Linked DNA regions of Homo sapiens: all the other regions are linked to region 4. A link is a loop called in an ENCODE intact Hi-C map of the cell type or tissue named here. Cell type or tissue: PC-3. All regions are shown on one strand.

Evidence for each region. A loop is a pair of places that touch in the nucleus more often than their neighbours do. Peaks named below come from ENCODE experiments on the same cell type or tissue, not always from the same donor. Only the 100,000 strongest peaks of a DNase experiment are listed, where the experiment ranks them.
Region 1: it touches region 4 in a loop (5-fold over the local background); 27 of 110 quality-filtered maps call a loop at or near these places.
Region 2: it touches region 4 in a loop (4-fold over the local background); 2 of 110 quality-filtered maps call a loop at or near these places.
Region 3: it touches region 4 in a loop (5-fold over the local background); 2 of 110 quality-filtered maps call a loop at or near these places.
Region 5: it touches region 4 in a loop (7-fold over the local background); 8 of 110 quality-filtered maps call a loop at or near these places.
Region 6: it touches region 4 in a loop (5-fold over the local background); 8 of 110 quality-filtered maps call a loop at or near these places.
Region 7: a loop joins it to region 4, with 8 times the contacts of the local background. A loop is called at or near these places in 6 of 110 quality-filtered maps.

What each region holds. Positions count from the first base shown.
Region 1 is chr4:176,561,794-176,565,793 of GRCh38, forward strand. No RefSeq gene overlaps it. Among named protein-coding and RNA genes, the nearest start is that of HAFML, 90 kb to the right of the region's middle. In PC-3, a CTCF peak has its summit at 1,957; no DNase peak of the experiment used is centred here; H3K4me3 peaks cover 307 bases.
Region 2 is chr4:176,497,102-176,501,101 of GRCh38, forward strand. All of the region lies in intron 2 of LOC124900817 (a long non-coding RNA gene), which reads left to right. Among named protein-coding and RNA genes, the nearest start is that of HAFML, 160 kb to the right of the region's middle. In PC-3, no CTCF peak of the experiment used is centred here; DNase peaks (open chromatin) are centred at 1,930 and 2,590; H3K4me3 peaks cover 335 bases; H3K27ac peaks cover 2,977 bases.
Region 3 is chr4:176,986,046-176,990,045 of GRCh38, forward strand. No RefSeq gene overlaps it. Among named protein-coding and RNA genes, the nearest start is that of LINC02509, 110 kb to the left of the region's middle. In PC-3, no CTCF peak of the experiment used is centred here; a DNase peak (open chromatin) is centred at 2,386; H3K27ac peaks cover 2,530 bases.
Region 4 is chr4:176,787,992-176,791,991 of GRCh38, forward strand. All of the region lies in intron 1 of VEGFC (vascular endothelial growth factor C), which reads right to left. Among named protein-coding and RNA genes, the nearest start is that of VEGFC, 2.9 kb to the right of the region's middle. In PC-3, a CTCF peak has its summit at 2,058; a DNase peak (open chromatin) is centred at 2,180; H3K4me3 peaks cover 4,000 bases; H3K27ac peaks cover 4,000 bases.
Region 5 is chr4:177,338,437-177,342,436 of GRCh38, forward strand. NEIL3 (nei like DNA glycosylase 3) reads left to right here. Exons shown (of 10, transcript NM_018248.3): 5 at 1,347-1,421; 6 at 3,040-3,206. Among named protein-coding and RNA genes, the nearest start is that of NEIL3, 31 kb to the left of the region's middle. In PC-3, a CTCF peak has its summit at 1,510 (motif pointing left); no DNase peak of the experiment used is centred here.
Region 6 is chr4:176,900,701-176,904,700 of GRCh38, forward strand. No RefSeq gene overlaps it. Among named protein-coding and RNA genes, the nearest start is that of LINC02509, 27 kb to the left of the region's middle. In PC-3, no CTCF peak of the experiment used is centred here; DNase peaks (open chromatin) are centred at 531 and 2,441; H3K4me3 peaks cover 1,067 bases; H3K27ac peaks cover 3,711 bases.
Region 7 is chr4:176,881,417-176,885,416 of GRCh38, forward strand. No RefSeq gene overlaps it. Among named protein-coding and RNA genes, the nearest start is that of LINC02509, 7.7 kb to the left of the region's middle. In PC-3, no CTCF peak of the experiment used is centred here; DNase peaks (open chromatin) are centred at 2,445 and 2,805; H3K4me3 peaks cover 1,695 bases; H3K27ac peaks cover 3,827 bases.

The sequences.
Region 1 (4,000 bases), 230 kb before region 4:
TTTCCTGGTGATTGGGTTAGCAAGAAGGTGGGACAGAGGATGAGACATAATCATGAGGGGCTTCCAGTAACAAAGAGAATGTAAAGGAAGGAAATGAAAGAGTGTGTCTTGTAGAAGTGTATAGTGGACCTTGAACAAACTGTTTTGTATCTTCAGTAAACTTTAAACTTTATTCAGTCTTCAGTAAACAAAATATGCTTTCATAATTTTGAATGGAAGATCAAGATTTTGAAACTTTGAACTTGTAATTAGAGTAGATGCATCAGAAACTATAAGGATCACAGTTGCTAAAACATGATGCAGTATAAATCTATCGATACATGCAACCCCTTGTTCAAAGGACAAACTACAATGGTTATGAAAAGTATACAGAGAAAAGCCTTCTATTGGTCAATAAGAAATATAGGGGAATTCATGTTGCTTTCATAAAAGCCTATTTTTAATGATCCATCTCAAAATCACCTGGTGAGCTTGTTGAAAATGCCAAATTCCTGACCCTCCCCAGAGAAATTCTGATTCAGTTGGCCTGAGGGTGAGTCGCTGGGCTATCCATTTCTAAACACCCCGGGAGATTGCTATGTCTGTGGAAGCTGGAGAACCAGACCCCCTATAGTAAAAATGTGTTTAATATAGGTTTTTGTGATCTTGAAAGCATATTTACTTCGAGCATATTTGATGGAGATAGTGTAAATTTCCTCCCGGTTAATTCAGCCTGTAACAAGACATGGCCATAGGAGGCCATAACCATGCCAAGCCACCGCCTACGGGGTAGCAGCTGACTCTAATTGAAGGGCAAGTTCTTGCCCATAGCTGTGGTTCTGAAAGCACCGACGTATAAAGCAATGGGAAACATCGTCTCAATACACCGGCTCTTTGTTAACATTCAACCTACGTATTCTCCACATGAAATATTCCAATCAGGAAACGCTGGATTTGCTTTCATTTGAGCTAGTATCAGCTCTTTTCAGATGTATCAACAGATAAAAAGTTAAATAGGAAAGTGGCTTAATTGCTGTGGCACCAAAGCGTGGGCGGCATTCTCTCTCTAAATGTTGTCTGGGTACATTGCAATACGCTTAGGAGAGGCATGAGTATTGTCCCTGTTGAGTATCATTTGCTTAGGCGTATTCTTTTTAGTTATTTCATTTTGTTACACTTTTTGATAATGATAAATAGGAAATTATTGGCTTCATTTTAAAACGTGGTAGGATTGCAAGTCCGATGCTGAAATTTAAAATTCTCAAAGATGGAAAGTGGGGAAATAAAATGAGTGGTTTTCATTCTTCCCAAATTCCCACTCCCCTTTTCTGCTTCCTGTTCTTTGCTTTCTCTTCTGTCTGTGACTCGGTGACTCTTGTCTTCTTCTCTTTCCATCATTCTCTGTCTTCTGTTAAGCCAGCCAACAGCAAGACAAATGAGACTGATTCTCTGGCATGTCAGTTACTCTGTTGCATGATCTGATTATTTTTCCGTTTTGGTTTATTATATATGGCTGAAAGCTTCATCGTCGTATTCCAATGACTAAAGTAAACAGTATTTATGGTTTTTATGTTAAGTTTTATGTTATATAACTACACAGTCATCATTGATGTTTAATGTGTAAGGATATGCATTGTTTAAGTGTTAAAACATGTACTTAGAAATAATATTGGCATTTGTCTTTAATGGAAAAAACTTTTTTTTTTTACATTATGGTTGCCAGATTTGGCAAACCGGGAACATGACAAGAAACTACGTTTTACACATTCTTCATCTCAGTTACTGAGGAGACGGAACAATTTTCTCTCTGGGGATTCTTTAGAAATAAATCCCAACAAATTTCCATCTATTAAACTGCATGTTTTAAAGACAAAAATGGATGGCAGTTTGGGTTTTTTTTTTTTTTTTGTACCTTTATGATTATTCTAATAGGATTAGAAACAGATCAGAAGTCCTTGAGCTTCGTAACGAAAAAGAACACACTAGATGGTGCTGTGATCCTAGCAGCAAAACCACGCATTTAAACAGTGCTTATGTCAAAGCTGGAATGAAGGAAAGCCCAGTGTGCATATGGAATTTTGTCTGACACTAGGGGATACACTAATATCAGTGTACAATTCATTTTTGCAGCATTTATATTTACCTGAAAAAATGACTTGCTGAAGTTCTGCGCTATGACAACATTGTTTTAATAAATGTGTGTGCCAGTGAGAACATGAATGCTTACGTATGTTTATATGGGATAGGTATTCTGGTTTTATCTGATTTGTTTCTGATTTTTATCTCCCATTATTTCCTTACAGGTGCACTATGTTCCAATGCGACTGGAATAATCCTAGACACAGCTTCCATCTTCACACCATCTTGTCTCCCACCCTTTGTTCCTCCAAGTGAGATAGATCCACCATCTGTTTCTGTCCAGACCTTGCCTAGCCTATCAGACCAATTTCGAATGTCATGCCTTTCATGAAACCTTTCTGATTACCTCAATCATTCCTTGTTTACTTTTTTTTTTTTTTTTTTTTTTTTTGAGATGGAGTCTTGCTCTGTCGCCCAGGCTGGAGTGCAGTGGCACGATCTCGGCTCACTGCAACCTTCGCCTCCTAGGTTCAAATGATTCTCCTGCTTCAGCCTCCCGAGTAGCTGGGCCTACAGGTGCATGCCACCATGCCAGACTAATTTTATGTATTTTTAGTAGAGACGGGGTTTCACCATGTTAGCCAGGATGGTCTCGATCTCCTGACCTCGTGATCCGCCCGCCTTGGCCTCTCAAAGTGTTGGGATTACAGGCGTGAGCTACTGCGCCCGACCTCCTTCTTTACTCTTAATTCTCATAACAACTCTTTGTATTTATCTTATGCATATTATATTCTGCCTTGCACTGTTGTATACTTTTCTTACTATACTGTAAGCACCTTGAGAACACAGATAAATTCATATGCATATTTTCTCTTTTTCCTTCCTCTAGAAACCTTTATAAGAAGTACTGCATCTTGAATGTAATTGGTGCTCAACAATATGCATACAAGGCAGGAGTAAAAGAATGAAAAAATAAATTCCTGTTAGAAAAGCTTTTGTTCTGGATATCACTGTTTGCCCTCCAAGTTCCATCACATTGCTCCGAACCATGAGAAGCAGACCTCTGTGGAATCCATCAACCAGCCATGCCCCTTGGCCTCCAGCTGGTGTGGCCAATGGGAAGCACCACAAGAAATATGAAGATAAGAAAAAAAGTGTAGAGGTATTTATTTTTCCTTCTCCATCTGAGCCAAGTCATGAGTTGGCCCAACTGTATTCTTCCCCAGAAGGCCACAGGTATCTGGTATCTGGCTCCGTTTCTTTGCTCCTTCAAGCCATGGGTGATAACTTTGGATGTTTCACTGTCTGTTTTCCTTAACTCTGTCCTGTTATTAAACTCTCTGAAATAACCCCTTTTGAATATGCCATCTATGACTCATACACAACTGATGACCCATAAAGGACATTGGAAATGAATTGCTTCACATAAGAGGTCATTCTGATAATGCAAACAGGACACAGCATCTTAGAGGACTGTTTATATAATTGTGATTTGATTTTACCTTTATTCTCAGGTCAGAAGACAGCCTACTGTGACACGTAAGTGTCTACTCTGATTTGCATAGAAGTTTAAAATAAGCATCTTAATGATTTGAGAACATTCACTAATTGCTAACACTATTAATATATTTCCTTGTTTTATAGCCCAAGAGCCATTTATATATTATCTCATCTTAAAACATTCCATCAGTTATTTTTCTGCTTACACATAGAATTTCTAAATCAAAGATCTGAAACACCAATTTTCACACCATTCTCCAAGGGACCTAGATTCCTAATGTAAGTTTTAACTTCAACATGAAAAATAAAATATATTTGTCTTTTTTAGTTTCTAGCAAGTCTGTGATCAAGATGGACATCAATGTATTAGAAATTATCATAAAATGACAATATTAAACACCTCGTTATTGGATAAGATTGAGATGAAAATTCCTTCCTTCCT
Region 2 (4,000 bases), 290 kb before region 4:
GACACAGAGAGGTGAACATCACACACCAGGGCCTGTAAGGGGATCGGGGCTAGGGGAGGGATAGCATTAGGAGAAATACTTAATGTAGATGATAGGTTGATGGGTGCAGCAAACCACCATGGCATGTGTATACCTATGCCTGCACATTCTGCACATGTTTCCCAGAACTTAAAGTATAATAATAAAAAAAAATGTAATAGAGAAGAAAAATAAATAAAAATCTAAAAAAAAAAAAAGAATATGGGATCACAGATCGCAATGAAATGAATGGGATGAAATTCTCTCTGTCATAGCACTTGAGGACGAATCCACCAGTGGATTCCATCCAAAAGGCTCTGAAACAACAAGGGACTTAGTGCAGGCTGTGGTCCTTGGCTCCTTGGATAGTAGGCATTCAATGACCAAGCCACTTTCATTTTTGATGTTATGCAATTAGATATTAAAATGAAAAAGAAGTTATCTTTTGAAAACACTACTTTTAACAGCATGTGGCATACCATTTGCTATCTTAATTCCATAATTTCAAATTGTAGTTTTCAATTAGGGTCTGCCAATCATTTCCAGCCTCCTTTTGGGATTTCAAGGAGCTTATGTTCTAACGTGGTATTTTGTGTGGATAGCAGAATAAACTAAGTGTGGATGGGTTGGTCCAGTTGTTAAGGACATGGGTGCTAATGAGACCCAGGGGGTGGGTTTGGCCTCTGCCTGCAAGCGGAACAGTAGATGGTACTTTTGTTCCATGGCCACAGGCTACAGGCACAACTAAATGGTTATCTCCCAGATGCTTTTACCCACAAAGGGATGAGGTGAGAAGGTGTAGATTAATCATGAAACCCCTTCATCGCTCCTGGGAAAGCAGAAATCCTAGTATGGATCAAGACATGCATATGAGCAACAATGAATTTTAAATTCCAAAACTGAGGGTACTGTAAGTTCACTGTATTGAAAGTTGCTGATGGAGTCCAGAGTCTGTTAGAACATAAAAAGCATGTGGTTTGTATTTTAGAGACATAAGACAGTGCATTTAGTCTGCATATCTGAACACTTTTTCCTTAGAGATTTTCCCTGTTAAATGGGACATTTGACATGGTAGAACAGCATGTGCAGGCAAAGCACATTCAGAACTTCATTGTTTTGAATTGGCTATAACAAAGCACAAAGTTCTTTCTAGGCACTCCAGCATAGCTCTTTCCAAGTCTGGGCTCCAAAAGGGATAGATTAAACAGGAAGGGTACCATGTAATGCTAATTCAGTCTTATCTAATTCAGTTCAGTAAAAATCTCAGTATTTTTGGTGTTCAATATACCAGGTAGACATTGTGGAAAACGGAAAGGCAAGTAAGACATCACTCATGACTTCCAGAGGTTTATATTATTGTAAGGGAGGTGGACATGGATGAATTAAAGGTCCTAGAAAGCAGACTCTGAGAACAATGGAAATACAGGTACAAGGGCAATGAGGGCTCAGGAGAGACCACATGATCGATTCCAACTGGGGAAACCACAGAGAGCATCCTGGAAAAGTTACAAAACTTTAAAGAATGAGTGGACTTAAGTATGCTCAGTTACTCTGTTTAATCTATGTATTATTTATTTATTCTTCCATTGATTTATTGAACAAATACTTTGGGATTCCTACTATGTAACAGTTATGTTGGTAGGAGCTACACAAGTGGATCATGGAATCTGGAGTTGAAGACAGACATTATTCAAATGATCACATGACTTACTATGAGCTGATCTGTGTTCTGAGGAAAAATAATTGACTATGTAAAATATAACAGAGGAAAGAGGCTTAGACCAGGGTTTGGGGAATGCCTGACATGAAACTTGACCTGAGATATGAAAAATAAATAGATGTCAATTGGTGATAAACGGGGTTGGGCCCACAGTTCCGGTAAGAGGAAGGGCATGAGTATCATTGACTTCATGATGCAAGCTGGTGAGAATGATCATTTTATCAGAGACTGTTTGCTGTGCAGAGAGAGAGACTGCACGTGTTAAAAGCACATTTTCTGGAGCCAGATTGCCTGGATTCCAATCCCAGCTCCACCACTCACCAGCTGTGTAACCTTGGGCACTTCGCTTCTCATTTCTAGGCTTCATTCCCTCACTGTAAATGGGGTAAGTGTAAGACTTATCTCAGAGAGTTACAGTGTAGATAGTATACATTCATAATGATAAAATAATATATTACTGATTAACTAGATTAATATACAATGTTAATATAATAATATTTAGGATTAAATGTATTAATTCATTATTCATTAAAATTATTTCCTGACATAAATCTTATAAATTGTATATTATAGAAAAAATAGTAAATATGTAATAGAATATTAGAATCATATATATGAGAATAATAATAGACATTATTATTATTATACCCATGAGTCTAAGTTGAAAACTCTGAATTTTCTGATTTAATAAGTCTGTATTTGGCCATATATTTCTTTCCCTTCTATAACATCTTTTCAATTCTCCAAACAACTAGGATCTCTGGGTGTTCTTTTGCCTCTTTTTCTAAAAACAATCATTTATAGGACATCTCATTCTGACTCATCAAATAAAGTCACTGAAATATGACATTCTTACTTAGTGGGTGGAAACAAAGGGATTTTTAAGAGAAGCAACATTTTTTCAGCATGTTTTATGAGTGCAAATCATAGCATAGTAAAATGATGCAATCCTCCGTGTTTTGTTTTCCACAATAAACTTTCTTTCTCCTAATAGTTAAGATCGTATATATTTTTCAGATTTACCCATCTCAAGATCAGTAATGCATGATTTTATTACACCCATAATTTTACCCTCATGTGCTGACATATACAAATTTATTTTGGTGGCATGTTCTTAATTTCTGGAGCTGCCATGCCATTTTCTTGACTAGTTTTATTTTGGTTTTGACTAATCTCTTATAATTTTGAAAAATAGAGCACTTTATTTTATGGTTTATATTTTTAATAATCATAACTCTCTTTTCTTCGGTTAACAATTCCCCCAGGTTTAAATTAATTCCTGTCCATTTACCCTCCATTGAAGCATAGCATTACATGAATTTATGTTACAGCAGCATACGTGGTGCCGAATACATAAAACATATAAAATATAATCACACACACACACACACACACACACACACACATATATATATGTATACATATACATATATTTTTTAATTTATTTCATTTTTGCCTAGGCTGGACTGCACTGGGGCTATCGTGGCTCACTGCAACCTCTGCTGTCCGGGTTCAAGCGATTCTCCTGCCTCAGCCACTCGAGTAGCTGGGATTACAGACACCCACCACCACACCCAGCTAATTTTTGTATTTTTAGTAGAGACGGGGTTCCACCAGGTTGGCCAGGCTGGTCTTGAACTCCTGATCTCGGGTGATCCGCCCACCTCGGCCTCCCAAAGTGCTGAGATTATAGGTGTGAGCCACCATGCCCAGCTACATATATATGTTTTTGCCTTTCCAATTAGATAACAAATCTTTGAGGGTGGGAGCCAGGCTTGTGATTTTTCTAGTATTGTTCCAGAGTATCCTGCGCTGGGCTCAGCACAAAACAGTTGCTCCATAAAGTCTAGTTGGATTTAATTGAAGTACTTCTGTAGCAAAACTTTGCAGCACTTACTTTGGGGCAGCTTTCTCAGCTGGTAAGTATCAATGAAAACTTAAATGACTGTGAAATAAATTATCTTAAATGTAAAAGTCAAAAATAAAAATCAATTACTTTTCTATTTTGTTCAATGGTTTTTATGGAAAATATAGGCTTGCCTATCCTCACCTACTAAGTTGTCATACAACAATATATCTGAATAAATAAGATTTTCTGGTAACACATTGTATATTTTGAATGAAATTCAGTTACTTGAGTTTTGAAAATGGCTTAAATGGGCTAGAAAGACATAAAACGGTGAGCTGCCTCACTTTTATAGCAGCTGTGTGAGACTATGATTATAAAAACATGCCATGTAAAGGTATCAATCTGCTACAAAT
Region 3 (4,000 bases), 200 kb after region 4:
TGAGAAACTCTAAAAGTCAATTCATGATGAGTGAATTATAAAATAAATAGAAATGGATACTTTTTTTGAGGCACAGATGGGCTCACAGCTCCTTTGGGTATAATGCAACTGATATCACCTGAGGAGAATATGATTCTTATCCTTTTTCGTCTATTTGGTGGAATATATTGGTAGACTAATCATCCTAGTTAAACAACAAAATTTTCTGTTTTAAGTATGAAATATATCTTCTTAGTTTATCCATATGTTGGCAAGAAAGTAAAAAATACTAAGGTTACAGCTTAGGTAACAGTGGGTACATGGTAAGTCTGTGAAATGAATTTTTTTCTAAACCAAGTGAATCTAAACACTAGTTTTCATATACTTTGCAAAGTTTTATGCGTAGAAGTCATAACAGTCTTCCTACCCTACTAATTACTGGATTCCAAAAAAGCCATAATCTGAGAATAAGGGGGAACTAGAAATAACCCCAATTAACCACAAAGAACTTCAAGGAAAAGGCCTGCAATGTCATAGTTTTCCTGTTGGGAAGGGAAAATATATCCCCTTGAAAACATGTAAAAATACGCCTATCTTCACAGATGCCAGGCTGAAGTCACACTATCTGAGACACACACACAAACTAAAACTGTAAATTTTACTTACTGTTTCTGGACTGTCCTAGCAGAAGCAAACTAAATCTGTTCTGGAGAAAAAACACTCCAGACCTCAAAGTTTTCAACATGTAAAATGTCAAGGCAAAGTGAGCACCTCATAGGAAAATAAAATCACAGAAACATATAAAGAAACAAAGCACCATAAGCAACACTGGAAGAAATAACAAACAGCAAAACCTGGCCTGCAAAGTCCTCATTAATGGGAATTATAAACATTTTATAAAAGTAGAAAAAAAAGTTTAAATAATCATAAGGCACAAGAAGATTGGGAGAAGAATCAAAAGAAATCCTAAAATTAAAAAAAAAAAACTTGAAGTTTAGAATTTTATTAATCCAAACTAAAAACTGGAGAAAATATCCAAAATTCATTTCAAAGTAATAAAAGAAATGGAAAGTGTGATACAAATCTTAAAGCTATGGGAGAGTTAAGTCTTAATATTTTGGATGGGGAGGAGAGAGAGACTAGGACAGAGGTATTAGCTAAAGGTATAATGGCTGAGAACTTTCAAGAACTTGAAAGACACCAAATGCAGATTCAAAAAGACTTGATTTTTAAATAAAAATAAAAAATGAATCCAACAACATGTGATAGTCAGATTACAATCTATCAAAGACAAAGGCCAGACATTTAGAGCAGCCAAAGAGAAATTCTGACAAAGGAGCCATAATTAGAATGACAGCTGACATCCTTATGAAAATAATGAAAACTTATACATGGTATAATATCTTCAATATGCTGAACGGAGATACTTGTCAACCTAGAATAGTACAGCCAACAAAAATAATCTTTCTCAAAAATGAAGGAAATATATAGACCACTTCATACAACCAAAACCTAAGGTTGTCACCAGCAAATCTACAGTAAGGTATTTAGGTGGAAAAAATGCTTTTAGATAGATGGGCTGAGATGTTAGATGCTAAAGCTTGAAATTTGCAAATATGTGGGGAAAATGTAAGAAAACATTCATAGGCAGAAACTCTACAGAGTGATTAGGGGATTGGACTCTGAAGCCAACAACCTGAATTGAAAATATGACTATCATTTAGTTGGTATGACCATGGGCAAATTAATAAACCTCAATATGCCTTTGTTTTCTCATTTGTACAGTGGTGATAATAAAGTCACCTCTCTCATGGGTAATCATAAGAATGATATGAAACAGTAAAGTACTTAGTAAAGTACTGGGAATATAGTGTGTATGTTATGACAATTATTACTACATAAATAGTAAAATAATAATGATAATGTAATAAATAATAATGTATAAAATAATGACAATGTTATATGGGATTTAAAATATCTAAAATTACATAAAAAGTAAGAAGGGTGAACATAATCACATTGTTTGGGGAAAATATGAAGATATTAATTAATTTTAGATTTTGATAAGTTTGCATATTAAAATTTCTAGAGAAATTGCCAAAAGAATAGGCAGTGAATAACTTCCAAAGAGTAAAGAAAAAAATGGCTTGAAAATCAATTCAAGAGCTGATTTGTGGGTGGGTTCAGTAGATGACATGCATTGTCAGGAGATTGGAAGGTGAGAATAAGAGAGAAATCAGTGTATTTTTCCCTTCCCTTTCCTCCTTGGATCATATCTCAGGAAGTGATTGCTCCTCCATGGCTCTAGCTCCCACTGGATAGACTCACTATAGTTGCACTCATGGCTGGCTGACTCATCAGGTTCTATAATCTGGCCTTTTCCTTTTGTCTGTCTCTAGCCTAGGGAAGGTTATAACTTCCTACTATTGCTAACATTGCCTGCTGGTTAGTCAGTCTTTCCACTAGCTGTGTAATCATGGATTAAATTACGTCTGTTCAAACACTGAGTGGTTTTTGTTGCCCTTGTTGGTCCCTCCCTAATACTATGATGATGGATTTATCCATCAAAATATCAAAGCACAAGATAGTAAATATTTAAATAATTTTTTAATTACCCTTGTTCTGATTCCCTGCTTACTGAGTAACTTTCTAGTCATGAGATATTTTCCAGATGGTTTTTTTTTGAGGGAGAAAGTGTATTAATTATTCCTAAGCAAGTTCCTTCCTTCCTTCCCTCCTTCCTTCCCTCCTTCCCTCCCTCCTTCCTTCCCTCCTTCCCTCCCTCCTTCCTTCCTTCCTTCTTTCCTCCCTCTTTCTTTCTCTCTTCATCTTCCTTTCTTTCTTTTACTTTCCTAATTATATTCCTGTGTACCTGTAAGCTTTGAAAATGGAACTGTGCTCTAGAAAGGCAAATCTACCTTGAGTATTGATATTTATGTGTCTGATTTTACAATGTTAAAGACCAGACCCAAGAGAGGGATGAATTCCCTAAATTAGGTATATTAACTGATAGCCACTTGGTATTTCCCATAAACAGCTTCCAATATTATTTATTTATACTTCTTTATGTAGACAGTATTTTTTTTATTTTAAAGAGTGCTACTTTCTACACAGATTCTGAGAAAGAAAAGTACATTGATTTTGCTGGTAGAAAATTCAAAGAACACTCATTTTCTGGTATCAATGGAAGTGTGGCTCTTGGAGATAATAAAACCTCTATGTATAGCCTTTTGCAGAAAAAAACTCTAAAAGTCTTAAGCAGCAGGTCTTTTAATACTTTAGAAATATCAATTCTTTACAAAAAGCCCTTATTTTCTCATTAGGCAACCTTAAGATGTCCAACCCAGCTGTTTTATTTGTCTAAACAAATGGGAAATGCAATTTCATAATGATAACTTAACTCTGTTCAGAAATTGGCAACTCCTCCTTTGTTTCAAAGTTTGTCTGACCATGCTTTCTTTCGCTCAGTAATTCTCAATATGTGCTTAATATATCCTCAGTGTGTGGCTCAATATATTCTCAATCCACAGTTGCTCACTGCAATGGCAGTCAGATAGGGCCTGAGGGGAAGCACTACAGTAGGGGACATTGAAGGGAAAATCTTCGTGAGAATCTTAAATGTTCCTGCCTCCATCGCCAGTCATTCTTAACATAAGATATATGATGTGAGCAATTATTTCTAGTAAAATATTAAATTTAAAATGTTTTCCTTTCAGTTTAAAAATGCAGATTTTTAGGCACTTTGTGGGAGGATATTTCCTTTAAAAAACAAGAATAAGACATTAGAGAACTTCATGGCAGATAAAAACATTCAAACTTACATTCTGATGGTAAAGAGCTGAATGGAGTAGAGGAATGGAATATTAAAGCAGAAAACTTAAAAGACAATTTATGTAAAATACAGGAATTATTTGAAAAGGAAGAATTTTATGCAATAATCTAATAATTACTTAAATTATTGGATAAATTGTGTAAGGAGGAGAGCCACTGATTTAGGAAACAGAATAGCTCACTTTCTCAT
Region 4 (4,000 bases):
AAGGAATAATGTAACTGGTGAAAGGTGAAACAATATATGCTCAGAAGTCAGAGGAAGTATAACGCTTCTGCCAACTTAAATTTGTTCTTTCCAAATCCACTTATTTGTGAAAGGTCATTTGGCAGAGGTAAAATCACAATCTTTCACTGAAGTTACTTGAGCACAACTTTGAAAAACCGTTTGTCAGAAAATCTTGTTAAGCCTCCAGTTAAGCAGTCGTTCTTATAATATTACCATGGATTAGGTCATTTATAATTTATCTTTAGTCAAACGAACACCATGTGGTAAAGCCTGGAAGAAAGTCTGGGTTTATTTCCGTTTGTCCCGTTGTGGGGAATTAGGACCTAAATAAATGCAACAAGGTGCCCCTAACTGCAAAGTCACACGCAGTGCTTTTCTCTGCCTTCCTGCACGCTGCTATAGTGTGCCAAAGGAGACCAGCAGAGGGGCTGAAAGGAGTCTGAATCACAGGCCCAAAGGCCCAAACCCATTACCACATTTCTCTAAAACATACATGCTTCTCGATTTACGATGGGGCTACATCCTGACAAATTCCTCCTGAGTTGAAAATATATTTAATATACAGTAGAGTACCTGTTGTTTACTCTCACGATCACATGGCTGACTGGTCACAGCTCACTTCCATTGTCCAGCATCCAGAGAAAGTATTTTACTGCATATTATTAGCCCAGGAAAAGATCAAAATTCAAACCTTGAAGTATGGTTTCTACTGAATGTCTATCGACTTTGCACCATTGTAAAGTCCAAAAGTCCTAAATAGAACCATTCTAAGTCGGGGACTGTTGGTATATGCCATAAAACTTTTTTTAAAAGAAAAAAAGGAAAAAAACATCTATTCTTTTTCCTGGTTAAGTCATTCAGATCTTGGGTTCATCATCCTTAATGAAATAAAATAATGTCCATATTATGGAGGTGTAGTGAAAAACAAAACTAACTTGCAAAGCTCTTTGCGAAGTGCTTAACACACGTTATGAACATCACAGATAATGATTATAAACTCCTACTCTCAATAACAACCCCAGGACTGCCAAAGGCAAGCAGGCAAGCACAGTCCCAGGGATTCGGGAAACCTTCATTAGTCTCACGCCAGTTCCTCTGTTGGTGAAAACCCCAGCAAGAGCTGAGAAACAGCATTCTGGGTTGGACACATGGAGATAACTAGGAGGCCAGGACCTTCCTCTCAAGAGGAACCGGAACCAGAACTGGAAGTCCAAAATGAAATCTAAATCCACTACCCTCCGTCTTTCTCAACTCAACTGAAAAGGACAGGATTAGAGATCTACGGGTCTTAGACATATGCCACTAAGATCAGTAATTAACTGCTTTCTATGAAGCAATTTTGATAACTGTCTTGTGAATAAATAGCTATCAATCAGATATTCATAGTTCAGAAGACTATAATGGAGTGGAAATCAAAATGAAAGATGAATTGAACTTTCTATATCTAAAACCTCATATAAGTAGCATCACTCAGAGGAATGTCAGAAATCTCTTATAAGAGTAGATGTTGACAAACATAATCATATACTATAAGAAAAATTGTAAATAGAACAGCTTCAGACTTGCTATTCTCTTTTGTTCCCATCATGTCCAGTTAATTTTACTTTTGCCTGCCTTACTTTTTTGACACTGTCTTGTTTGTGTTAACATCCTTCAGAGAAACATTTTAAGACTTTTCAGTAAGTCATGCAACCACAAATAACTAGAAATAGGAATCCAGTAAATGCAAATATAAGTCGAGGAATAAGGAGATCTTCATTCTATTTGTGATTTTTACCTACAATCTTTTGCATGGCTTTACGGGTGGGCTGAAGGGCTGGATGGCTAACCTTGGTTCATAGTTTGTGTGCTATTTTTGATTTTTTAAATATTAAAAAAGTTCCTAGGTGAAAGTTATGAAAACATTGCATCTATTGGGATTATAGATATTTAGCATCTTCTGTTTACCTTCTGAAATATTTTCTTGGGGTTCATGTAGTTATAGAAAATTAACAATTGATTTCTCCCCAGTTCTTCTCTAGTGCTTAAATCTAAATGTGGTGCTTGTACAGGCCACTAGGGAGAGACATAGAGTCTTCATATCAGTTTCTTGGCAGTTGTGTGACATGTTTCATAGCAAGGACACAGCAGTTTCACTGAATGCATTAATGACACATGCCCTGTCAAGGCTCTATTCACCCACTGGGGAACGACACTTTAATGGAGCAATGAAATACTGCTTTGTGGTCTATGGAACTCAGAGATGATGTTTCATATGGGAAATGATGTTTCATCACATAGGAAAGGAACCCACATCACATGCAGAATACTAACCCATATTCACCATACAGAATATAAAAATGGTTAAATATGAAAAGCGACATTTGCAAACAAAAATGCATAGTGATTTTCACAGCAATGGTAAAATTTGCCATATCACCAATGGCAAATTTTACATCACCAACGAAGACACTTTTGAAAGTTAAAAATAAGTTAACTTTTTTAATCCTCCAATCCCATACCTATACATAACACACGTAAACACACACACACACACACTCAAGGTACATTAATTCTAGACTCACCCAGCAGTGAGTGACTCTCATACAGGCTATTGGCTTATCAGGGAATGTTTCTCATTTTACTCTCTACTGCACATTTTCTTACTGTAAACCAAAGTAAGTGACCGTAACCAATACAGAGATGTTGCCTTACTAAATCATACTTTTACTAGTTTTGACTTTGCAGAAATAGCAAATAGGTACTGCAAAATCAAGGACTCAAATTATCAGAAGCGTTATTGAGCCGATTATTACATTTCTGCGGTATTTAAGAACAGAAAGATATTTTCATCACTATAGTTACGGCAATGTAAGTATAGGCACTGAAAATTATTTTTGTGATTCACAGAATGCAGTCTGTTCTATTTCATGTATATTGTTTTTACTCAAGAGGCATTCCTTTAACCCCTATATTAAATTATTACACATTCCAACATTTTAATGTTTTCCCAAAATTTAAATGCAAAGGTAGTTTGATTTCCAAAAATTAGTCTTCTCAATCTTTAAGTGTATTTCAAAATATAAATATAAATAAAATATTTCAAAATATAAGGCTATTTTCTACACATTGTGTATGTGTTAATCAACAGTCAAATTAAAGTTGACTGTAACACACCACAGGTACCTCTCCACTTGCCACCAGTTGAAATAAACTACCGCAGTATAGTTCCAGCAAGGGGTACTGCAAGTGTTTGAACTGAAATGTCGAATATAACTTCTTTAGGAACTCTCTTAAGCATACTCTATATGGTTATGGCAGGTATGAACTTTTTAGATAAAGATATACTCTTTTGGAAGAGCCAGTAAGAAGTAGGAACACACACAAATCCTTTTTCAAAATCAGGATGCCTCAAAAGTATTTTGGCAACATTTTCAGGCAAAGGATTAAACACCTCTTATTTAAAAGAAAACAAAACAAACAAAAAACCCAAACAAGAAAAAAAAAAACTTAGTTTGCAGTATCTCATGACCAGATTTTAGGAATGAAGAGCTTATAAAGTTGAAACAAGCCTTGCATTGCTTGATTGTGATCTAACTGACTCTAATCTCCCGTTACATCTCAAGTCTGACCAACTTCAAGTGAACTCTGAAAGCTCTGGAGCCTGGTTACTAAAGTCCCTGACACTTTTTTTCTAAAGTCGCTCACAGCGCCTGGTGCTCTGCAGACTATGAACACTCCAGGAAAGTAAGGCTGGGTTGACTGATCACCAGTGTCCCAGAATCTGTTTGGAGTCCCATGAATCAGCTGGGGAAAGAAACGAGCATTTCCCGACCAAAATGAACTCATACTCTCCAGAGCCCCGCTGACTGGGCAGGGTTCAAGACCCCTTGGTTGCCCCAGAGGAAACCAGTCTGAAATAGATTTCGGGATCTCTCACTGGGCACCTCTCCGGGCCCTTCACTCGTGTAACTTGCTTGCCTCTCTAGTAACAACTTTC
Region 5 (4,000 bases), 550 kb after region 4:
AGGCTTCACATCTCACAAATACTATATTTTTCATTCATGTTTGATTGAAAAAAATCTACATGTACGTGGACCTGCTCAGTTCAAACCTGTGTCGTTGAAGGGTCAGCTGTACATATAGATATTCACACACAGGCAACAAGCATGAGGCATCAGAGGGTTTCTTTTGGGATTACCATTGACGGCACATGTGCCAAATAATAATTCTGCAAGGGTAACACTGAGATTTATGTTAGGCTGTGTCAGAAAAAAATTCTTCAGTAAGGTCTGTGTCTGAGCTCTTCCATGTGTTAATAAGTACTTTGATATTAATGCATGTATAGAAATGCATATCTTTTCTAAAGCTCGATAGTGACCTTGGTGGTCATCTACTCCTGTGCCTATTTTCCCTTCCCTTCTTTCTGTTTTATATTGTTCTTGGTAATTTTTTTTTTTGAGTCCAGCAAGACTTCTCAAGGTGTCTGATAGACAATGCTGAGACTTTGAAGATGTCTAATACAGAATAAATATTCAATAAATGCTTGAATTTACAATTAAAATGTATAAATAGGAATCATATTTTGTCAGTAATATTATCAGTTCAAAATATAACTACTGTTAATGGTACTAAATAGATCCGTAAGAAATAGAGCTCTAGAAGATATTCATATACGATTGACTCTTGAACAACACAGGAATTGGGGTGCTAACCCCTCCCATTGAAAATCTATATACAATTTTTGACTCTTCAAAAACGTAACTACTAATAGCCTACTGTTGATCAGAAGCCTTACTGATAACATAGTTCACACATATTCTGTATGTTTTATGTGTTACATATGTATTATTACAATAAAGTAAGCTTGAGAAAAGAAATTGTTATTAAGAATATGGTAAGAGCCAGGTGTGATGGTCTGCGCCTGTAATCCCAGCTACCTGGGAGGCTGAGGCGGAAGGATGGCTGAGCCCAGGAGTTTGAAGCTGCAGTGAGCTATGATGATGCTGCTGCACTCCAGCCTGGGCAATAGAGTGAGACCCTGTCTCTAAAAAAACAGAAGAATATCATAAGGATTATATTTACTACTCATTAAGTGGAAGTCGGTCATCATAAAGTTATTGCTCCTCATCATCATTACATTGAATAGATTGAGGAGGAAGAGGAGGGGTTGGTCTTGCTGTCTCAGGGATGGCAGAGGCAGAAAAAAATCTGCGTATAAGTGGACCCTCCCAGTTCAAACCCATGTTGTTCAAAGGTCAGCTGTATTCAAAATCTATTTACAGTTCTCTTTCACAGAATTGGCAAGGCGTATTATTTCTTACAGTAATGAGCAAGTCATGAAACTAGGCTCTGCTGTTTTTTCCACTTCAAGGTTTGTCAATTAACAGATGAACAGATCCATCACCTCATGAAAATGATACGTGATTTCAGCATTCTCTTTTACAGGGTAAGAGCAAAATTTTTCAACTGTGTAAAATGTAAAATGTCAGTGGTTTCCTTTTGGAGTGCACCAAAAAATGTGAAAGCTGTATATAGCCATCTAGTGGAAAGAGCATGGAGGTACATTAAGGGAGAGTGACATTATGTGGGTGTAATTAACATCTTGAAATTCTAGGTCATAGGTCAGTTCAAACTCGTCTAACTATAACCATATTCAATTATCTTTATACCAAGTTAGGAGCAGCCATGTTGGCATTTCACAGACTCTTTTTCTATTTTTGGATACATAAAATATAGAAAGTCTAGAGAGGCTGACCTACAGTAACACTTTCAGATAACCTTAGTTCCATCAGGCTTTGCCACTGACTATAGACCTTGGTTCAATCAAGCTTTGCCACTTACTACTATCTGTGTGGTTTAGATTCTTTGGATAACTTTATTTAAGTTTAGTTTCTTCATCTGTAAAATGGGATAATAATGTTTCTCTGTCTACCACAGTTTTGAGAAGGAAGGACTTGCTGACTTGTAAATGTGGAAAGTTATATACTATATGCATATATAGAATTCAATAAACACATCTTTTAAACAAAGTAATGCAAATATGTATTTTCTTTCTTCACAGTCCATTTTCTGTATCCAAAATTTTCATTTTTACTATGTTCAGAAAGTCAGGTATTGTAGTATTCTTTATTAATTGGCCTAAAATGTGAATGAACCTCTTGCTCTGCAGATCGGTCTTGAGTAACTATGGCTATTTTTAAATTGCATTTGCTTACTTCTTCCTCCAGAAAAAGATGACCATAGAAAACTGCCCATTTCCACCCAGATTAAATTGGGTCTTTCAATACTTTCCTTAAATTAATATAAATTGTGTAATTTTCAGCTCATACGTGGTGAGCCATATTTCTGGGCTTTTAAATTTTCACAGTGCTGATGGAAACTCAAGATATTTTCTTTGTAGGAGCCTTAAATATTTGTGAGTGGAATAAAACTGACCAAATATATCAAAATATCTTTTGAAGTAGAATTTATACCAAAATGGAATATATTCTCTGCTAGGATGGTATTTGAATGTTTATTTTCTTTCTTTCTTTTTTTATTAATGAATCTCTAAGGTTAAAAAGGAAAAAAAAATCCTTTTTCAGGTCAACAAAGAAAATGCTCTTATTAAATTTTGTCCCCTAGAATTAAGTTTTTTGGTTGTTGAAACTGAGTGAGCAGTTTCAGTCTTCTAAAAATAATCAGATTTCAAGCTAATCTAGCCTTTTTCTTTTAACTATATAATTATGGTTAATTTAAAAAGCCTTAAAAGTGTAAAAGACATTTTTAAATATAGAACTTTTACATGTCATTTAGATAAGAGGATAAAGCTATGCAAAGAGCAATTTTGAATACTAATGTCATTAAATAATGACTTATTTCACACAAATTTTATTTGACAAATATTACCAAATCTTGTCAATACCTTTTTCTCTGATGAAAGAAAAGATTATATTGACATATGTACAAACATATGTAAATTTTTAGCAGATGATTTTCAGAGGTGACTTTCGAGAATGTGTCTTTGGCTCCTTGGCAGCACTGTTTTGTGGATAACAGAATTTTTTGGTTTTTTTTTTTTTTAGTGCCGTAAAGCAGGACTTGCTCTCTCTAAACACTATAAGGTTTACAAGCGTCCTAATTGTGGTCAGTGCCACTGCAGAATAACTGTGTGCCGCTTTGGGGACAATAACAGAATGACATATTTCTGTCCTCACTGTCAAAAAGAAAATCCTCAACATGTTGACATATGGTAAGATATTGAATTTAAAGGGATACCATTTGCCCTAACCATCTAACTAAAAGGCTAATAATCTGAGAATATAACTGAATAACTGTCAGGCTATTCAGAAGAGAACGTGACTCAAAAGTATTTTAGTCCTTGAAAGGAAATAGTAAATAATGTCACCAAAGAACCTGAGGGAGCCAAAGATGATTTATGGACCAGTTCTGAATTTAGGTGGAAAATCTCTGGCTCAGGGAATAATATCTAGCCTTTACCTTTAACCTAGTTTGTAAAGTGAGTACCAGGAGATGTCAATAATTGGAAAAAAATGCAACTACCTTCAAAAGTCTCTGCTTCACTTAGAAATAATATTATAAAACAAAAGCAAGATCTTTTTACAGATTGTATGTCTAGTTGGTGAAATAATAGACCACTTACTAAACCCACGTGTAGTAGTTCTGCCAGTTGCTGAGTATGTCTCTTCCAATGATACATTCCAGAACTGGAGAAATAACCGCAGGATAGGTTTGAGGACTTACTGTGAGAAGTATTTGGGCTAAAACTCCATTGATCACCTGACCAGACTGGTGGTGGATCACAGTGATATTTTTGTCTCCTGGAATTAGTGTCAGTTCAGAGCCAGTGTCCAATAATCCTTGAAAAGTCTGATTATTTTCTTTTCCCCAATGTACAGTTACCTTGGTAACAGGCCATAGGACCTTTTGGGGGAAATCTAAGAGAAAGATTATGCAGTAGAAAGCAGCTGCATAGCAGTATATGTGATTATAAGATTATGTAGTATAAAGCAGCTGCATAGCAGT
Region 6 (4,000 bases), 110 kb after region 4:
AAGATAGTATATACAAGCATATTCACTTAATGTTTTGTAATAGCTACCTCCTGCCATAAAAAATAAAAAGAACTCATCTTTTACCAGAAGCATTTTTATAAATTAAGGTTTATCACACAATTAAATGCTACATAGCCATGAGAAAATGAACTATATCTACATATTCAAAGATGGCTAAGATGTATCATAGAGTGAAAAAAATCTTTAAAATCTATAGAGAGAATATAGAAAATTATACCAATTGTTAACAGGGATTAACTTTGAGAAATGGGGCTTGGAGGTGAATGTGTGTGTGTGTGTGTGTGTGTGTGTGTGTGTGTGTGTTTATGTGTATGTATTTTGGGAGAGGCACCATATTATATATAATTGTGCATGGGCTTGGAGGTGAATGTGTGCGTGTGTTTATGTGTGTGTATTTTGGGAGATGCGTCATATTATATATGATTGGGCATGGTTTGGATTTCTACATTTACATTTCCAATAGTTCTTTTAAGTATTTGAATTTTTCTTTAAGAATTGCAACTAACAGCCGGGCGCGGTGACTCACGCTTGTAATCCCAGCACTTTGGGAGGCCGAGGCGGGTGGATCACGAGGTCTGGAGACCGTGGCTAACAAGGGGAAACCCCGTCTCTACTAAAGAAAAAAAAAATTAGCCGGGCGTGCTGGCAGGCGCCTGTAGTCTCAGCTACTCGGGAGGCTGAGGCAGAATGGCGTGAACCCAGGAGGCGAAGCTTGCAATGAGCCGCCGCTGCACTCCAGCCTGGGCGACAGAGCGAGACTCCGTCTCAAAAAAAATAAAAAAGAAAGAAAAGAAAAGAATTGCAGCTACATATTATTAAAATGATTTCCATCTGGTAGCAACATGCTTGAATTGTAAAAAAAAGAAATTAAAAAGGAAATAAAACTCATCTATACTAAGAAACTAAAGTGATAAATTAAAAAGCACAGATCAAAAATCAAAGTTTTCATGCATTTAACAGCCATGCCATATAATAAAATACACTGGAGCTAATGATAGTAGAATCGAGCCCATTACAGTTCTTTGGTTTTGACAAATTTAAACAATTATCTTTCAGCACTCCTCCACGTTATCATTTTAAACTTTTAAAAATATAGAAAGTGAGAACATTAGGGAAGATAGGGGTAAGAAAATCAGGCATTTTTTTCACATCTTGTATATATATATACACATCTCTCTCTCTCTCTCTCTCTATATATATATATATCTATATAGAAAAAAATATAGAGAGGCTTGCTACCTTCAGATAAATGACTTTTTGCACTATACACACTTTTGTTAAAAAAAAAAAAAACCAAGGCAGAGCACTGTGGCTCAAGCCTGTAATCCCAGCACTTTGGGAGGCCAAGGCGGGCAGATCTCCTGAGGTCAGGAGTTTGAGATCAGCCTGGGCAACATGGTGAAACCCCGTCTCTACCAAAAATACAAAAAGTTAGCTGGGTCTGGTAGTGTGTGACTGTAGTCCCAGCTACTTGGGTGGCTGAGGCAGGAGAATCGCTTGAACCTGGGATCACCACTGCACTCCAGCCTGGGTGACAGAGCGAGACTCCCTCTCAAAAACATAAAAATAAAAATAAAAGCCTAAAAATAAAATTTCCGTCTTCATTGAAATAGACTACTAAGGAATTTTGACAATTATAATTTATTATTACTATTATTATATTTTAATTAAAATTCTTGGCATTGAATGGGCTCAGAAGGGGGTTGGTTTCCACAATTTAAGATTCCAAAGAAATTCCATATCACAATTTTGTTCAAGGAACAGTTTACATAGGTCACGTTGTGCAGTGGACTGAACCACAGGCATGCAGACAGCGCTGGTGTGAATATTTTAGGCTCCAGCAACATACTGCCTCAACTTCTAGCCCTGTTTCAGTGTTTCTCATTGGTAAAAGGAGATTTTAGTCTTATAGATGTTAGACTTCTCTTCAATATCACATGCTGCATGATTCTAGGTAGTCAATATAAAATTAATCAATAAGAAAATGGCAAATATCAATTAAATGTGTGGTGAAACATTTACTTACCAAGTTCTAATAGTGTTAGAGACAGAGTCATGGAAAAATGGGTCAAGCCAGAAAATGTTCTCTACTGCAGGAGTCTCAGATTCAGACATCTACAGGTAATTTGGATCAGTAAAGGGTGCTGGATTTAAGGCAAAAGAAATGGTGAAGGTTGTGGCAGATATGCATTGCATCCAGCGGCTTGTCGCCATATAGGAATGTGGATCGTGTTGATACGTTTTTCTGATTTTCAAGAGAAGTCAAGAATTAGGACTGTTTCATGAAATTTCTCAATTTCTAAAATATTGTGATGGTTAAACAAAGCATGCCTGTGGCTTAAATACAGACTCTGACTTGCCCATCAGTGACTCCTATTTCCAGAACTGTCTATGAAAACAGCTAGAATTAGTAGTATAGTCATTTCCTCTTTGGGTGAATCTGTGGTTTTGAAGATCACATCATTAAAATGAAATGAAACATAAATGTATTTGTCACACTTACTCATATCTAAAAGGAAAATGAAAGCGAAGATGGTGGACTACATTTTCCTGAAGCCACTGTATAGCTTAGAAAGTGGAAAATTACAACTTAACAGATTTGCAGTACTGGTTTTGGAGTCTCATATATACAGTATATTCCTAAAATTATTTATAATTTCTGATTATTTATAAGATTATTTGTGATTTCTAAGATTATTTATGATTATTTATGATTCCTAAGTTATTTATGATTTTTGTGTGTAATGCTGGAGCTCAATTTCTAAACAATGCCTATTTATCCAGGCTTGATGCACTACAATTCTCTCTGGATTACAATTCTATGATCTAGCTTTAGGCCCTTTCTTTGCAAAACAGAGAAAGGCATTTGAGTTGCTTCATTTAAAGCAATAATTAAATATATGGCAAAATTACAGGAGACATATAAAATAATACATAGCTGTAATCATTGACTCATATGCACTATCAGTTATAGCTAAAATATACAGCAAGGACCTGTCTGTACCATGTGTGTTTCTTATTCCCCTCACAAAGCAATCATTTGGGGAGCTTTATGTATTAAACGTACTGGCCACAAAGGACTTTATTTGGGAATGCTGCTGTGCTTGCTCTGGCATAGATTTTCACTCTGAAAATGTCTGTTGAGATGTGATGGCTCAAATGTTTTCATTTCCAATAGTATGTCATGGTACATTTTTCATATATATAAAGTTTTGGTGCCGAAGATTGGTAAATATTTTTACATAAAATTAAAAACTAATAGAAAAATGGAGAATACTATACTATCTTAGGCTTATTCCTCATGTTACACAAAGAGCTTTCTTCAGCATTTAAATAAATACTGCAAATACTTTCAAGGTAAGATTTATGTTAACACTGAGAAGAAAGGATATGTTGAAACCGTTTTGTTCATTTAATCAAATGTAAACAATCATTCTAGAACATTCAGATTATGATACATAGAACTTGAAATGATCCAAATTTCCTACACTCCTTTATCCAATTAGTCAAATATTTGCCAATTTTCTCATACAGCAATAGTTGAACAAGCCTATATTGGCCATTTTATATGGACAGACTGTGAAATCTCAGAAGCTCTTCCATTGGTCCTCTGTGATACACATTTGCTCTCGGAGGTAGGAAAGTGTGGTAGCAATGGAAAATGTGTGTGTACAGTGGACTAGTAACAAACACTGTCTCCAAGGGCCACAACTCAGGAGGTGATACAACTAGTCCAAAGATGTGTGGCTTGTGTTTTGCCCATAAGACCAAGTCATTGGAAAAGCTTCAATAAAAATTGTTTTTACCACATTTAGCTTTCAGGTTAATTTGTTTTTGCTTTCAGATGCAACATATCCTTGCTCTTGGTCTTACAGGTAATCAACCAAAGAATAACAATTAGGTTTAACAATGCGGAAGAAAACACTAATAAGCTGTCAGAAACCAATGTCTATCTGTAGCCTCTGAGAAACAGAGTCTG
Region 7 (4,000 bases), 93 kb after region 4:
TTTAACAATACATTGTAAGAGTTTTTCAAAATTATTACACATTTTTGTATTATATTAATGCTGTGTAATATTCCATTTTAGGGACACCATACTTTTTAAAGTAGGTCTCTGTTGCAGTACACTGGGATATTTTCTGATCTTTTTAATAATATGAACAGTTCTGAGTAGAACTTCTTAGTAGCTCAGTCACTGGATATATCCATAACAATTATTTGAAATCAGTTCCTACCTATAGACATCTATGGAGCTACTGCAGAATTACATGTCTTGATAACCAATAACAAACAGAAGTTTGGTACGCTCATTCCAGTTTTTATTGCCATCTGTGGTGTGTGAGAATCCCTATTCCTCTCCCTGTTCCTCTCACCCACTTTGGCACCAGTGTTATTATTCCTTTTTAATTTTACCAATTTTTTTTTACAAGGAAAATGTCATCTCACTATTTTAATGTGCACAGTGCTTACTTTTCAAAACTTTCTTACACATATGTATGCAACTCTCTAGTTTACAAAGGTTCATTCTTCTGCTCTGTAAACTGTTTCCTGTGCTTAATTTGGAAAGTGTGAAAGGCCAAATTTTTGTCATTAGAGCTACCATTTGAAATAGTTTCTGAGCTTTTAAATTTTATCAACCAATAAACTATAAAGATAAAAATAGAACTGACACAAGATTGTCAAATAAGACATCATTATTTTGCCAAATAAAGATGTAAAATGCAAACCAATAAAAACTTTTTCAAACCATCTTTTTTTAAAGAAGAGGATTTTTTAATACAAGAAATAGAATAGCATAATCTCAAATTTAAAAATTGTTTATTACATTGAACAAATATAGTTTTAAGAAAACTTGCTATAATTGTTTCTATTTTTCACATACATTGACAGACAATGGAAATTTCACTGGGAATAGCAATGTTTCTTGGATCGGCCATGATTACCTCAGTGCAATTATACTGCTATTCAGCCGACCACATCCTCATAAAGCCAGGTCACTTGAAACAATGTCTGTCTGGGTGAGTTTTGGAGGCAATTGGCAGTTTCCTTTAGGTACTGTCAGTACAATACATTGATATATTTAGACTGGGATGTTGTAGACATAGCTATGTGTGATTATGCCTATTTATTCTTGATATTATCTTTAGGGCTTCTGAATTACTAAGAAAAATCTAGATGTCATTAGGCTCCTGAATTTAGATCTCTGAATAGCAACCAAAGAAACTAATTTAGACAGCATAGTCTCAGCTTGGAGAAAATTCTACTCTTAAAGCCACATTTGTTGATTCCCTTGGAAAACATTCTTTTTTTTTTTTTTCTCGAGATGGAGTTTCACTCTTGTTGCCCAGGCTGGAGTGCAATGGTGCAACCTCGACTCAGTGCAACTTCCGCCTCTCAGGTTCAAGCGATTCTCCTGCCTCAGCCTCCCCAGTAGCTGGGATTGCAGGCTCCCGCCACCACACCTTGCTAATTTTTTGTATTTTTAGTAGAGACAGTTTTTCACCATGTTGGCAAGGCTGGTCTCGAACTTCTGACCTCAGGTGATCCACCCACCTCGGCCTCCCAAAGTGCTGAGATTACAGGAGTGAGCCACCGTGCCCAGCCGGAAAAACATTCCTTAAAAGTGTTTTACTTCCCAAAGCTTGTTCCAAAGGCTGGGCAGATTCTACACTGCAGGTATCCCAGAAGCTGAAGAAGGAACTGCCCAATAGGACTTATTTGCACTCTTCCTTAAAATGTCGCGGTGTGGAGTTGTGTTAACACTTCACGTGTCCTATTGCTTTCCCTAGATTTGTCCAGCTTCTGCCACTTACTAAGAGAGAGTATGTGTTTCCGAGGCGAATTGCCTGTTGCTAGCTGAGATTAGCAAAGCTTCGATAGCCAAGAGTAAACATTAGTTCTGGCTACTGCTTTTTATCCTTACTTTTTATCTGGTCTAATGTCAACACAAATTCTCCTATTACTGTCTTTCAAAATGACTTGGGAATATTGCGGTTCATGCCAAAATCAACATGAAAATAAGGTAGAGCATATTCTGTTTGGGCTGAGAGAGCAATAATATATTGTTGTTTTTCTTCTGTCTGCACATAGCCCTACATTTAGGCACTTTAGCATGTCCAGCCAAATTTTGCTTCCTAACATAGGTTTCATGTTCCTGTAGATGTTTTGTGGGATGCTCCTTCGGTATTAAAATGTGTATTTCAAGAGGCAGCCGTAGATTCTATTAAGCGTGTATGTAAACGGAGAACAAATTTTTCCCGATCTTTATCCTTTCTTTAATGTAGATAAATTCATTATGAGTTGTGCCCTGTGTGGGCTCAGTGGCAGGAACTTGCGAGATGCACACATTCCCAGGAAATGAGTTTATTTGCTCAGTAATATTATATAAATATATTGTTACCCCCATTTAAAAAGTCACCCTAAACACCCATAATGAAGGAAGTGCATAAGCTCTGACTCTTTAGGTCAATGTTTTCTGTGCTAAGCCATTAAAAGAGCATTTAGGAAAGGCTTAACCTTACTGAAATCATGTACATTTATGACACTAGAACGCTAAGTCTGTTAACAAGTCAGTCATGCACTTGGAATAACTGTTCTTCCAGGTTGAGTGTCTCTCTCCTCAAAACCACAATACCACAATTGCTATAAATGGATTTATAATGTTTAGCAAAAACTAAAATGTGTCTACATTTGAAGAATGGAATGGAGGTTTTAAAAAAGAATTTCGTGATTCAGAGACAGTTAACAGTCTTCTGACCTGGAAGAGGCCAAGATAGCAATTTCACCAGCAGAACCTTGAGTAAATAGAACAGCAGTTATTGTTATTTCCACTCAGGGGGAAATTACTTCCCTTGAATTGTCGTCAAGAGGAGTGGTTCTGATGATGTTCAGACCTGCTTCTGTGTCTTGGGACCAGGCCAGGACATCGCAGGAAGGGCCAGCCACTGCAGCATCACCCTCTGCGGTGCTCAGAGCTACCTCTCTGATGTTGTGGAGACAGAGCTCCTTGTAAGCCTTAACCATACCATGGTACTCAAGCCAATATGCCCACCATTTGCAAGTGCAGCATGATGTTTAGGATATAATGGGGATTTGAAGTAGGAGGCTTAGTTTTTTTTAGCTGTGTGTTAGTTATTTAGACTTGGTTAGTCATGTGATATGGAAATCAATCTGACATTCCCTACAACCTAGGGTCTATACATAGTATCTGAATAAACAAATTTGCTCTCCAATTCCCATTTCGTAGTCATTCTTTAAACACATCTTAACTAGAAGCAGAAACTATTGTTTCATGAAAATGGCTATACACTTATATATACTTTAATACACTTATGTATACTTTAGCTAAAATGAAATTTGTAATTGTGTCTGCTCTAGTGTATAATACATGCTCTCATATATAAAATAATAATTATGATGGCTTTTTGTAATCATTATTATTTAATTACAATATGTTAACAATAACAATAATAATACTCTTATATTTCACAGACTACTTCAGGTACAGATTATAATAAGATAACTCAAATCTCTACCTTTAATAGGAATTTATAATTTTGGGCTATGTGTTCCAGATGCCAAAGTCTCCTTTAAACTATCATAATTTATGAGAATTTATAATATTTAAAACAAATGAAAACTGTTTTATAATGAAATAATTTAATTAATTTGTGTGTGAAGTCAATGAATTTCTAAGACTGAATGTCCGGTTTGCCCACTCTGAATACTCTTGCATGACTGGTAGCAAAATTGGTCCTCACACATCAAACATAAGCTTTCTTCTGATGCTAGAAAGGCTGCTCTCTAGGAAAGCAAGAGTGAGATTCAATAAAATCCTGGTCTAGGTTTGAGTATGGGCTACGCTACACTGTCATGTGTGAGCTGGAGAAGTCTTTTGGCTTCTCCATACTTTGGCTTCTTAAATTGATTCATTTATTTGGCAATGATAATAATGTTCTAATGGGGCTGTTGGAAGACTAAGTAAGATAGTGAATGGAGAGTCCTAC